Regions from separate parts of the Homo sapiens genome. Here region 2 is linked to region 1. A link is a contact called in ENCODE Hi-C or POLR2A ChIA-PET data. All regions are on one chromosome and are shown on one strand. The core of a region is the stretch at or near the end of the contact, and the rest is flanking DNA. Distances in the headings are between cores, read along the strand shown. Region 1 has its middle 20 kb from the start of IFNGR2. Region 2 holds the start of DONSON (DNA replication fork stabilization factor DONSON).

Region 1 (6,189 bases), core at 1,512-4,011:
GGACTTTTTGAGCCTCAGATTTGGTGGGACTTCCATGCGTATACACATAATTAAAATGGTTTTAGTGGAGAGACTGTCATCTGTCCACTGTCAGTTTACTTCATAGACTCAATTATCAAACCTTCAGAGAGTAGAAAGTTTTACTCTCCACCACACTAGTCTTTAAACATGCGTGGTGTCTCTAACATGCAGCCGAGCTGAGAACACTGGCTGGGCTATCTTCAGGCCTCCCACGCCCTCCGCTGTGACTCGCTCTGACTCACACAACAGGATGGCAGAGGCTTGGCAAGACAGGAAGCCAACGCCTGGGGCAGCAGCCAGGTCTGTGCTCCCGGAAATCCACATTTGGTCAAAGGGGACACTTCGGGGTTGGTCCTCCCTCTGGCTGGGTTGGCCCGATTTCTTCCTGCCTTGCCCCCATGCTTCAGAGACTCCTCCACACAGAGCTGGTCTTAAAGCATAAACAAAACCCATGGATGATGGGGCCACAGAGATTAAATGGCAAGACCCCGGAGGATGCTGGAGGAATGTGTGACCTCTAATTATGCAGAGCATCTGTGAGCTGGATGTCCCGTACCCGTTAAAAGTCACTCCTCGTCTCCCCTCCTGCCAGCCCCTGGCATCCATTAATGTACTTTCTGTCTCTATGAATGCACCCATTTTGGAAATTTTACATAAAGAGGATCATACAATACATGACCTTTATGACTGGCTTTTTTCACTCAGCATCACATTTTTGAGGTTGGTCCATGTCGAAGCGTGTATCAGTGCTTCTTTTCTTTATTGCCAAATAATTTCCACCATTTGGATACATCGTATGCTATGTATCTAGTTATAAGTTGATGGACATTTGGCTTGTTGACACTTTTGGGGGCGATTATGAGCAGTGTTTTAGGGGCCCACTTTCTTTTTCTTTTGTCTTTTTTTTTAACATGGTCTCACTCTGTCGCCCAGGCTGGAGTGCAGTGGCACAATCACAGCTCACTGCAGCCTCACCCTCCTGGGCTCAAGCAATCCTCCCACTTTAGCCTCCTGAGTAGCTGGGACTACAGGCATGAGCCACCACATCCAGCTAATTTTTTTTTCTTTTTTTTTTTTGTAAAGATGGGGGTTTCCACATTGCCCAGGCTGGTCTCAAACTCCTGGGCTCAAGTGATCCACTGCCCTCGACCTCCCAAACTGCTGGGTGCTGGGATTACAGGCGTGAGCCACCACTCCCAGTCTAGGGGCCCACTTTCGAATCACAAGCAGCCACTTTCTGGAAGGCACCTCATCACGCATTGGCAGGGCTATGTCCCTCACAGGTTGCCCCAGATGACGGTCTTCCCAAGTGACTTCTGCTCCAGGTCCACTGTTCAGGCTCCCCTTGGTCCTACCCCTCCAGACATCCAGCCTTGGGGGGATCCTGGGCCCCTACTGTTCTTTCCTATATCAGCCTCAGCCAAGCTCTCCTCACCCCTCAATCCATCAGATGTCCTCCAGTGACATTGAACTTCAAAGAAAGAGCAGAGGCCAGGTGTGGTGGCTCATGTCTGTAATCCCAGCACTTTGGGAGGCTGAGGTGAGTGGATCACCTGAGGTCAGGAGTTCAAGACCAGCCTGCCCAACATGGTGAAACTCTGTCTCTACTAAAAATACAAAAAAATTAGCCGAGCATGGTGGCGGGCACCTGTAATCCCAGCTACTCGGGAGGCTGAGGCAGGAGAATTGCTTGAACCTGGGAGGTGGAGGTTGCAGTGAGCCGAGATTGTGCTACTACACTCCTGCCTGGGCGGCAGAGACCCTGTCTCAAAAAAAAAAAAGAAAGAAAGAAAAGAAGAAAGGGAGGGAGGAAGGAAGGAAGGAAGGAAGGAAAAAGAAAAGTAAAGAACAGAAAAAGAAGAAAGGAAAAGAAAAGAAAGGAAAAGAAAAGAAGGGAAGAAGGAAAGAGCAGAGAGGCCCAGTCGCTCTTCTCAGAGTCTCCGTGGCATCTCGGTAGATTTGCTGATCCCTTTACATAACCCAAGTTGAGGCATGCCCTAATTTCACCCACAAATGCTACTAAGCCCAGGCCCTTATCCAGCCAAAACCATCCTGCCAAGCTCCCACCACCACCATCAGCATCATTTTCAGGTTGTTGGTCATCACTGGTTGTTGGTCATCACTGGTTGTTGGTCATCTATGTCACCTAACAGGCCACTCATGACGTTAGCCCTTGACTTCAAAAAGGACCTCAAAGAAAATTCCAGTTTTCACTCCAAAAGGAGAAATCAGGCCGAGCTGTGATGGCTCATGCCTGTATTCCCAGCACTATGGGAGGCTGAGGCAGGCGGATCGCTTGAGCCCAGGAGTTTGAGACCACCCTGGGCAAACCTATCTTTCCAAAAAAATACAAAAAGATTAGCTGGGCATGGTGGTGCGTGCCTGTAGTCTCAGCTAGTCAGGAGGCTGAGGTGGGAGGATCACTTAAGCCTGGAAGGTTGAGGCTGCAGTGAGCGGTGATGGTGCCACTGCACTCCAGCCTGGATAACAGAGCAAGATGCTGTCTCAAAAACTAGCAAACGAAACAAAAGGAGAAACTGCTGGCAGCCCCTAATCTAGTACTGTCCCGGCTCCACCCACCTTCAGATCCAGCCTCCTCCCCTGGCACACGGGAGCCCCCTCCTCTGACTGTGCTGAAAGTGAGGGAAGATCCCCTCTGGGGAGAGAGCTGTAGCCTTGACCTCTGCACACCTTACTTATCCAGAGCACGAGGCAGGGCCGCTGACTCATCCTGGTTTACCCTGGGCTTTCCCAGTTTCAGCACTGAAAGTCCCGCATCTGGAAAAGCCCCTGAGTCGCTGACAAACCAGACAGTCCGGACCATGCAAAGCACAGTGCATGGTGCTTTAGCCACAAAGTTGATTGAAAAGTCAGAGGCAGTGAGCCACAGGAAGCGCCACGTGACCCAGACTGCGAGGAGGACACAGGAAACCAACCCTCACTGTGTCCTGCTAGGGGGTTAACCCGTCTACAAGCATCAGGGTTGCCATTTCAGAGATCAGCAAACTGAACAGCAGTCGTGACTTGTCCTCGCCTGCAAGACAAGCGAGTAACAAATCCATGAAGGGAAGGACACGGAATTGAGCAAGGGGGCAGGGCCGGATGTCATTTTGGCGTTTTTTTTTCTTTCAGTGATTGAGGTAAAATTCACATAACATAAATTAACCATTTTAAAGTGTACGATTCAGAGGCATTTGGTACATTCACACTGTTGTGCAAGCACCACCTGTATCTCGTTCCAAAATATTTTCACTTCCCCAAAAGGAAACTGTGTCCCCATCAAGCAGCCACACCCTACTCCCTCACCCCCGCCCCCAGCCTCTGACAACCACCAATGTACCTTTTGTCTCTATGGATTTGCCTTTACTGAACAATTCATAGTAATGGAACCATACAATATGTAGTCCTTTGCGACTGGCTTTTTTTACTCAGCATCAATTTTTTTTTCTTTTTCTTCGAGACAGAGTCTTGCTCTGTCACCCCGGCTGGAGTGCAGTGGCATGATCTCGGCTCACTGCAACCTCCACCTCCTGGGCTCAAGCGATTCACATGCTTCAGCCTTCTGAGTAGCTGGGACTGCAGGTGTGCACCACCATGCATGGCTAAATTTTTTTTTTTTTTTTTTTTTTTTTTTTTTTTTTTTTTTTAGAGAGGGAGGTCTTACTACATTGCCCAGACTGGTCTCAAACTCCTGGCCTCAAGCAATCCTCCTTCCTCGGCTTCTCAAAGTGCTGGGATTACAGGCTTGAGCCATCACGCCCAGCCTATCATCCTAGTTTTGTTTTTTGGGTTTTTTGTTTGTTGGTTGGTTTGTTTGTTTGTTTTTGAGACCTAGTTTCACTCTTGTCACCCAGGCTGGAGTGCAATGGTGCAATCTTGGCTCACTGCAACCTCCGCCTCCTGGGTTCAAGTGATTCTCCTGCCTCAGCCTCTCAAGTAGTTGTGACTACAAGCATGCGCCACCACACCTGGCTAATTTTTGTATTTTTAGTAGAGACAGGGTTTCACCATATTGTCCAGCCTGATCTCAAACCCCTGATCTCAAGTGATCCTCCCACTTTGGCCTCCCAAAGTGCTGGGATTTCAAGTGTGAGCCACCGTGCCCGGCTGCCTCATCAATTCTCTATAAACAGTTATTAATGAGAAGTCAGTTGAGCTGTTTCTATGTATTTGTTTCCAGAAAGAAACAGGGTGCACCTAGACCACCCTGGACCTCAGTAAAAGGCTCTCTTCCCTTTAAATAACTGATCGAGAACTTCTAATTATTCTTCTATGAACCTTAGAATGTACCAAGAAAATCCATTCCACAGAGTCTTATTTCTGGGCATCCTGTGCATATGAGCTGAGAGGAATCTGTGATTTTTATGCAGCGCTGAATGTCATCAAAAGGCTTCGAGGAAGAGTTTCCTGAGTTTCCTTGATGTTCGCGGCGCTTACTGTTACTTTCACACTTAGCTAAGTAACCTTTGATACTGTGTGGTTATAACATAATAACCACAGGTCCTTTGTCTTCTCTGTCAAGAGTGAAGAATTCGAAGGACTTTAACCACTGGTAAAAGTGTCTTCTCACATAAACCGCATAGCAGCAAGCATTACGTGAACCAGCTGGTTATTCTCACTAAATGGGTTAGATACAAGTTACAAGCCGATCGCGAAGCTGCCTAGACTGGATTGAGTGTAGGTTAGCCAAACGGCATGATTGAGAAGATAAATCTCATCTGTCCACCCTTTTCCCGTTAGTTCCAAGCCAGCCTCGTGGCTGAGCCCAGCTTCCCAAGCCTCTCTGAAGATGGCGTCAGGCAGTCCAAGCCCGGTTTAGCTAAGAGTGCTTCCAGCCATCCCAGGCTGCAATCACGCCTTCCTTTGCCATCTGGGCTCTCCCCAGGTTAGTGGAACTGCTTTCTGGAAGGTGAGTCCTGCCCTGTGGAGTGCCTGGAGTAGGGACTGGTCACCAGCATTAAGTGCCCAGGGAGGGAGCACGTATACACGAATCAATTTTTAGAAGAGACAATAACCCACTCAAAAAAGGGCAACAGCCAGACTGGTAGCTCATGCCTGTAATTCCAGCATTTGGGAGGCTGAGGCGGGAGGATGGCTTGAGCCCAGGAGTTTAAGACCGGCCAGGGTAACTTAGTGAGACCCTCGTCTCTCTCTATATATATTTTTAATTAGCTGGGCATGGTGACCCCTACCTGTAGTCTCAGCTACTTGGGAGCCTGAGGTGGGAGGATGGCTTGACCCTAGGAAGTTGAGGTTGCAGTGAGCTATGATCATGCTGCTGCACCCCAAACTGGGCAACAGAACAAGACAAAAAAAAATGGAGTGGGGGAGAAAAGATGTGATAATAGAAAAAGAGATTCAAGTGTTGTTAAACAATGGGTGGCCAGCCGGGCACAGTGGCTCACGCCTATAATCCCAGCACTTTGGGAGGCCGAGGCAGGCAGATCACCTGAGGTCAGCAGTTCGAGACCAGCCTCAACATGGAGAAACCCCATCTCTACTAAAAAAAAAAAAATACAAAATTAGCCGGGCGTGGTGGTGCATGCCCGTAATCCCAGCTACTCAGAAGGCTGAGGCAGGAGAATTGCTTGAACCTGGGAGGCGGAGGTTGCGGTGAGCCGAGATTGCACCATTGCGCTCCAGCGTGAAACTCTGTCTCAAACAACAATGGATGGCCAACCTCATCCACGGTCAAAAAATCCAAATCAAACAACAATGAGATATCCTGGGGGTGGGGGGCAGTTTCATGGACAAATATTACCCCGTTTAATATCCTTGGTACCAGTGAGGTTGTGGGGAAAGAATGTGCTCACTAGCGGCCCCTGAAGGAGAACTGAGCACCTTTCCTGGCCTTGGGGCCTCCAAACCGGCTTCCTGGATCTTCCAAGGATTCTGCTACCAGTGACCTTCCATTAATTTGTTTTCTGCTTAAACTAGCTAGGGTGGGTTCTGTTGTTTCCAATTTGGCCTCTAACAGAAGGCCTCTGAGCTTCAGTTTTCCTCCCAGGTGAGAAGGGGATACTGCTCTCTTCTTTACAAGTGGGTTGAGAGCGTTTCCCGAAATAACATCTCAAGTACAGCTGTTCACTAGATGGGTGTGTTATCAGCCCCTGTCCACAACCCCTTATCTGGGAACCTCAGGGGCCAGAAATGTTTCATGATTTGGGT
Region 2 (6,189 bases), core at 742-3,241, 210 kb after region 1:
GTGTGATCTCGGCTCAGTACCAACCTCTGCCGCCTAGGATCAAGCGATTCTCGTGCCTCGTCCTCCCGAGTACCTGGGACTACAGGCGTGCCCCACCACGCCTGGCTAATTTTTTTGTATTTTTAGTCGAGACGGGGGTTTCGTCATATTGGCCAGGCTGTTCGCGAACTCCTGACCTCAGGTGTGATCCGCCTGCTTCAGCCTCTCAAAGTGTTGGGATTACAGACATGAGCCACTGTGCCCGGCCAAGCATTCTTTTATATCACAATAAAATATCAGAGAAGGGGGAACTATCTTGGATAGACCATAAGAAGGTCACTTATTTACAAGAGAAACTGGGTCTTGGAGAACTCTTCTAGCCTGTTCCCATTAGGACAAACCGCATTTATCAAACTACACAGCACAATGGTAGTAGTTGGGGAATGGAAACGTGTGTGTGTTAGGGGAGAGGAGCAACGAGGTTCAGTGCTATGCCACAACCTGTGGAGGTGGGCCAGGAGGGCTGGCTCTGAGTGATGAACTGGAGAAGTCAACTGCCCAAAGAAGAGTGGTAAAAACTGTTAGAGAGTAAAAGAAAACCCCCACGTCTATCAGGCCTATTTTAGCGCTGGCTATCTTTACAGTCATCATTACTGTATCAAACCAACTCCTTTACCTTGGCTGATGCGGTATTTTCATCCCTGGTTGAGATGATCAAGCCTCTCTGTAAAACTACTTTCCAAGCAAAATGCTTCTGAGAAGTATAAATGTATTTTTAAAAATAGGCTCAAATCCTATGAAAAAAAAGTTTATACAAATACACATTCTAATGATATTTAAAAAGTATTACCTGAGGTAATTCAGTAACAGTTGTTCTTTCAGGAAACTTCTCTTCCCATAGCAAATCATTTTCTTGATTAGAATCTAAAAACTGAGGTTAAATATATTCTCCTTTAAAATTTAAAGGATGCTGAAGTTTGCGTTAAATATGTACAGAGCCTCACCTGGCATACATGTTTCTCAATAAACGCAAGTACACCTAAATTCAGAGGCACCCCATCCAATCTATGAGTTTCAACACTTCAGTTTTGTGTCTGAACTTTAGTATCAAAATTGAGGGGAACAGGGACCGGCGTTTCAAACCGAAAGATCCAAAAGGCTTTGGGTAAGACAGATGCTAGTGAATTCTGACCCCACGAATCCTCGACATTCCCCCATCTCCAGAATAATTTGGAGTGCGTGAGAGAAGGGAGGCCCTAAATCACGGGGGAAGCAGGGCTTGTCACCTGCCCCATCGAACAGCGTCCTTGCAAGATGGGGGCTCTCAGGGTTTTTCGAGCTCTTTTCCAAGTCACCTCTAAGTCCTCTCCAAGGGGCTCCTCGCTGCCCTCTGGGGCCCCCTCACTTTCCTCGGGAACGCGTCCCGTGAGCACAGCCCGCAGCGGGGTAGCCAGGGGAGCGCTCTTCCCACAAACCCGGCCTTGCCAGAATCGCGGCTCCCAGGGCGGGGTACCCTAAGGCCACGGGCGGCCGAAGTCTTCGCGCCCATTTCCTTGCCTCGAACGCGAGGACTTTCCATCCCCCATTCACAGCTGGCTCAACCCACGAAAGACAAGAGCCCCTTGGCGGCCAGGCTACAAGACACTCACCGGGACCGGGGCCTCCGGCTGCTCGCGGGCCGGCCCGTCGGGGGGCTCCGCGGCGACCCGCGGTCGGTTGTCCAGGCGGGCGAAGGGGTTCCTCCGAGCAGCGGCCGGGCCGCCGCCGCTGCCACCGCCTCTGCCCCCCGCAGCAGGGAAAGGGCGAAGAGGCAGCCCCGCCACCAGGGCGGCTCGGCGGGCCGCCGGCTCCGTCAGCTCACGGGGCGGGGAGGCGGCAGCTCCACGGCTCCGGGCCCTTTTCCGTCGGAGCCGCACTACCTCGGGCGGCTTTCGGAAGCCCGGTGAGTAGCCGGGCACCGAAAGGGCCATGACGCGCGGCGGCTGAGGGTAGCCGGCCGCCCTACAGAGACTTCCCGCGCGCGCCGGGCCCGCCCCTGACGTGGCGCCTCGCCGAGCTCCCGCCCCCGACGCGGCCCCGCCTCCGCCCCCGCCGGTTCCGAGCGGAGCATGCGCAGTGGGCAGCCCGCGAGACGCAGCCCGCAGCGGCGATCCCGGGTGGCCGTCAACGCCCACTGTCCCAGCGGTGACCCTGCCCTGGCGCTTCTGCCAGGTCCTCGGCCAGAGTCCAGTCGCCAGGTTCAGCGACGCTTCTGGAAAGTATGCGATCCAGGGCGCTGATGTGCACTACCCTGTGGGGCACCGAAATAGCTTAACTCTATTTAAGCCCGCAGCAGGGATGTGATCAGCCCGGGGTTTGGCGCCTGGATGAAAAGGAAACAAACTTGAGCTGCGGCGATGGGCTGCTGCTTCCATAAACTTAAGAGAGGGCAGTGGCTACTGCTCTCAAGAGGCGAGGAGAGGGGACTAGGCCACCTTCCTCAACCCCCAGAGAACTCAGATAAGACGTCAGCACGCTTCCTATGCCAGCGCAGCCTACCGACATCCCTCCCTTCCCCGTTCCCAGTGCCTGGTCATCTCAGACTTCCAGGCAGCTGCCACTGGCAAGTTAATGGGATCTTCTTTGATCCTGGGGAAAGCCGGAGTGAATGAATAGTTGAAAACACAAAATTTAAGTGCCTATGGGCTAAGTCTTTTAAGACTTCAAAATATACTCAAATGCTTAAATTATGACAGCAAAGACTTAAGGAAGGTGTTGAGAACGGAGTTGATACAAAATTAATACGTTACTTTGATAGCTTAGCAAAGGCCTGCAACAGCTTTTATCAAGAGTAGTGTGACTTTTGCTGAAAGCAGCAGTTTTCTTCATGGAAGGAATTTTATAGCAGGGGCAAAATATATAGAAACAATGAAAAGGTTTTTAGAAAAATTCCCTTAAGATGTTAATTATAGAATTATCTTGATCATTTGCACAAGAATTTTTCAAACACTTTTCAAATGTGTCAACTGAGCATCTTGTCTTAGCAGAGAAACGTGCTTAAAAATGCAACTTGTTTTATCTTCCTTGGTTTTTCTCAACAATTTCCAAAGAAAATTCTGGCTTCAAATACTGGAATATGTTCATCCGACTGAGGTCTGAGAAAGAAGAAAATTAAAATTGAACAACTTGCTTTTTTCTTCCTTGATTTTTCTGAACAGCTTCCATGGAAACTTTTGCCTCATACAGTGGAATGGGTTCATCCAACTGAGGTCTGAGAAGGAATGAAATTAGAAATGTCAGGTCTAGTTAAAGATAAGTAGAACAAACAGGGTGGTATATGACAAATGCTAGTGCTCAAATCTATTAGTGTATTAATTAATTTTTTGAGACAGAGTCTGGCTCTCTCATCCAGGCTGGAGTGCAGTGGCACGATCTCAGCTCACTGCAACCTCCGGCTCCCGGGTTCAAGCAATTCTCATACTTCAGCCTCCTGAGTAGCTGGGATTACAGGCATGCACCATCAAGCCTGGCTAATTTTTGTATTTTTAGTAGAGATGGGTTTCACCATGTTGGCCAGGCTGGTCTTGAACTCCTAGCCTCAAGTGATCCACCCACCTTAGCCTCCCAAAGTGCTGGGATTACAGGCATGAGCCACTGCACCCGGCCTCAAATCTATTACTTTAAGTAATTCAAACAAATTCGTCCATTAGTGTTTCCAATGTTAAAAGTGGTTAAGTTTTGAAGGAAAAAAATTATCTACTTTATTTACTCCCTCTTTTTTTCTGAGACGGAGTTTCTCTTGTTGCCCAGGCTGGAGTGCAATGGTGTGATCTCGGCTCACTGCAACCTTCACCTCCCAGGTTCAAGCAATTCTCCTGCCCCAGCCTCCCAGTAGCTGGGATTATGGGCGTTCGCCACCACGCTCAGCGAATTTTTCTATTTTTTAGTAGAGACAGTGTTTTGCCATGTTGGCCAGGCTGGTCTCGAACTCCTGATCTCAGGTGATTCACCCACTTCAGCCTCCCAAAGTGCTGGGATTACAGGCGTGAGCCACCACGCCTGGCCTACTCCCTCTTTTATAACTGATAAACATATTCAACTTTAAACAAATATACCATGGTTTTCTCTCCTTCAAGCTATTGGTTACTTCAAGTTGCTTTGGGAGGGGTGATGAGGAAAAGCAAAGGGTGAGGTACACTACATAATGGAGTGAGGAAAACTCACAAGCCACTTCTATCTCTGCGAGTACCTACTGGTGTACCACCAGATACACTTTGATAAATATTAAAGAGCAGCTATTTAAACGAAATATAAGATCAGTGCAAAAGTAAATGCAGTTTTTGCCATTACTTTCAATGGCAAAAACCACAATTATGTTTGCACCAACCTAATAATAAAATATGGAGGCAACAGGTACATGGCGAGAGCTAAAACAAAAGTGGGACTGCCTGCCTTAGCTCCCTGAAAATAGAAAAACAAACAAGAACAATGATTTGGTTACTTTAGCGTACCTGAAAACACCAGTTGATAACTTCTCCATCACATCCTTTAAGATACGTAGCTGGAAGGATTGTTAAGGTGGCAATGTAAAGGAGAATTAAATAAAACCATTCAATAAGCAGAGGATGCCAGGCAGGCCACTTTCTCTTGTTTCAAGTTTTGCACTCTCAGAGACTCAACATGTTAAGTTAGAGAAATTCTGTAGGACGTCAAGTTTAGCTCTACAACAGGGAAATGATTTGAGAGTTGGTGGTGTAATAGAGCCTAAATTTCCAAGGACAAGTGACAAGAGCAGCAAGTCAAGCCTGGTGCTTATCCTAAGTGCTCACCACTATTATCTCAATGGATGCGAATGAAATAGTGTCTAGTTTTCATTTCTACACTACATATGGCATTTTTAGTTAAAAACAATTTTAGCACGTATATATCTTACTTTAGATGTACATTCGTTGACCAGGCTGGTTGGTTAATGGGCTCAAAATTTGTTTGCAGAAGCCAGTAAACTTTATGTGTGTATGATATACAGTCATCCCTCACGCATCCATGAGGGATTGGTTCCAGGACCCCCATGAAGACCAAAATCTCCAGATACTCAAGTCCCTTATAGAAAATAGTGCAGCAGCTTGGGAAACAAGGCTCTCTACAAAAAAATTAAAAATTAGCCAGGCATGGTGGCATGTGCCTGTTGCCCCAGCTACTGGGGAGGCTGAGGCAGGAGGATCCCTTGAGCACATGGGTTTGAGGTTACAGTGAGCTGGAATGAGCACTGCACTCCAGCCAGGGCAACAGAGCAATACCCTGTCTCAAAAGAAAAAAAAAAAGAAAGAAAAAAAAAATGGCCTAGTATTTGCATATAACCGAGGCACATCTCCATTATACATTAAGTCATCTCTATATTACTTATAATACCTAATGCAATGTAAATACTATGTAGATAGTGGTTATGCTATTTTTTTTGTTTTTTTTATTGTCGTATTATTACTTTTTCAGAGCTTTTTTTTTTTTTTTTTGAGACAGGGGCCCCCTCTGTGGCCCAGGCTAGAGTGCAGTGGCATGATCATGGCTCACTGCAGCCTCAACCTCTCAGGCTCTAGTGATCCTCAGCCTCCCAAGTAGCTGGGACCACAGCAATTCACCGCCACACCAGGTTAATTTATTTTTATTTTTGTATAGACAGGGTCTCCCTATGTTGCCCGGGCTGGTCTCAAACTCCTGAGATGAAGCCATCCTCCTGCCTCAGCCTCCCAAAGTGCTGGGATTACAGGCATGAGCCACTGCCCCCAGCCTCCAAATATTTTTGATCCTTGATTGGTTGAATCCCTGGATGTGGAACCCTCAGATACAGGGGGCTGATCGTATGTCACTAAGAGAATCAGAAAATGATGTAAAAATCAAAGAAAAAATCTATCTTGCTAATTTAATTGAAATTATAATACTAAGATCAAGATTCTATGTAATTGCCCGTACTTCTGAATTATTTATGGCCCAGAATGACACAGTTGGAAGGAGATGTCTCTGTTAAATCACAAGCAGCAACTTAGCTTGTATGAACTGAATGAGGAGGGTTTGCACAAGTGAGGACTACTGTATGATTCAGGACTTTAGAAAATGCAAATTAGGGCTGGGTGCGGTGGCTAACGCCTGTAATCCCAGCATTTTGGGAGGCTGTAGCAGGTGGATCACCTGAGGTCAAGAGTTCGAGACCAGCCTGACCAATATGGTGAAATCCTG

Evidence for each region. A loop is a pair of places that touch in the nucleus more often than their neighbours do. ChIA-PET counts read pairs that join two places held with the same protein, here RNA polymerase II (POLR2A). Pooled maps may share reads with other maps.
Region 2: a pooled map shows a loop between it and region 1 (4-fold over the local background). The contact joins the promoter of DONSON here to the enhancer-like site in region 1. A Hi-C loop is called at or near these places in 7 of 50 pooled maps. POLR2A ChIA-PET finds 5 or more read pairs at or near these places in 2 of 52 experiments (CD8-positive, alpha-beta T cell and activated CD4-positive, alpha-beta memory T cell).

The regions. Positions count from the first base shown.
Region 1 is chr21:33,380,455-33,386,643 of GRCh38, forward strand. No RefSeq gene overlaps it. Among named protein-coding and RNA genes, the nearest start is that of IFNGR2, 20 kb to the right of the region's middle. RefSeq lists enhancers at 1-787, 1-109, 2,552-2,911, 2,729-3,023 and a silencer at 5,589-5,794. Within about 2 kb of position 2,762, at least 37 of the 41 ENCODE cell types and tissues checked have a DNase peak (open chromatin) inside an H3K27ac peak, as active enhancers do; they include CD8-positive, alpha-beta T cell, where a contact is called at or near this core.
Region 2 is chr21:33,586,693-33,592,881 of GRCh38, forward strand. DONSON (DNA replication fork stabilization factor DONSON) reads right to left here and starts at 1,992. Exons shown (of 10, transcript NM_017613.4): 1 at 1,629-1,992; 2 at 830-910. The coding sequence starts at 1,949. It overlaps CRYZL1 (crystallin zeta like 1), which reads right to left. Exons shown (of 13, transcript NM_145858.3): 12 at 4,470-4,515; 13 at 2,649-3,229. The coding sequence ends at 3,130. RefSeq lists a silencer at 1,533-2,222 and an enhancer at 1,681-2,180.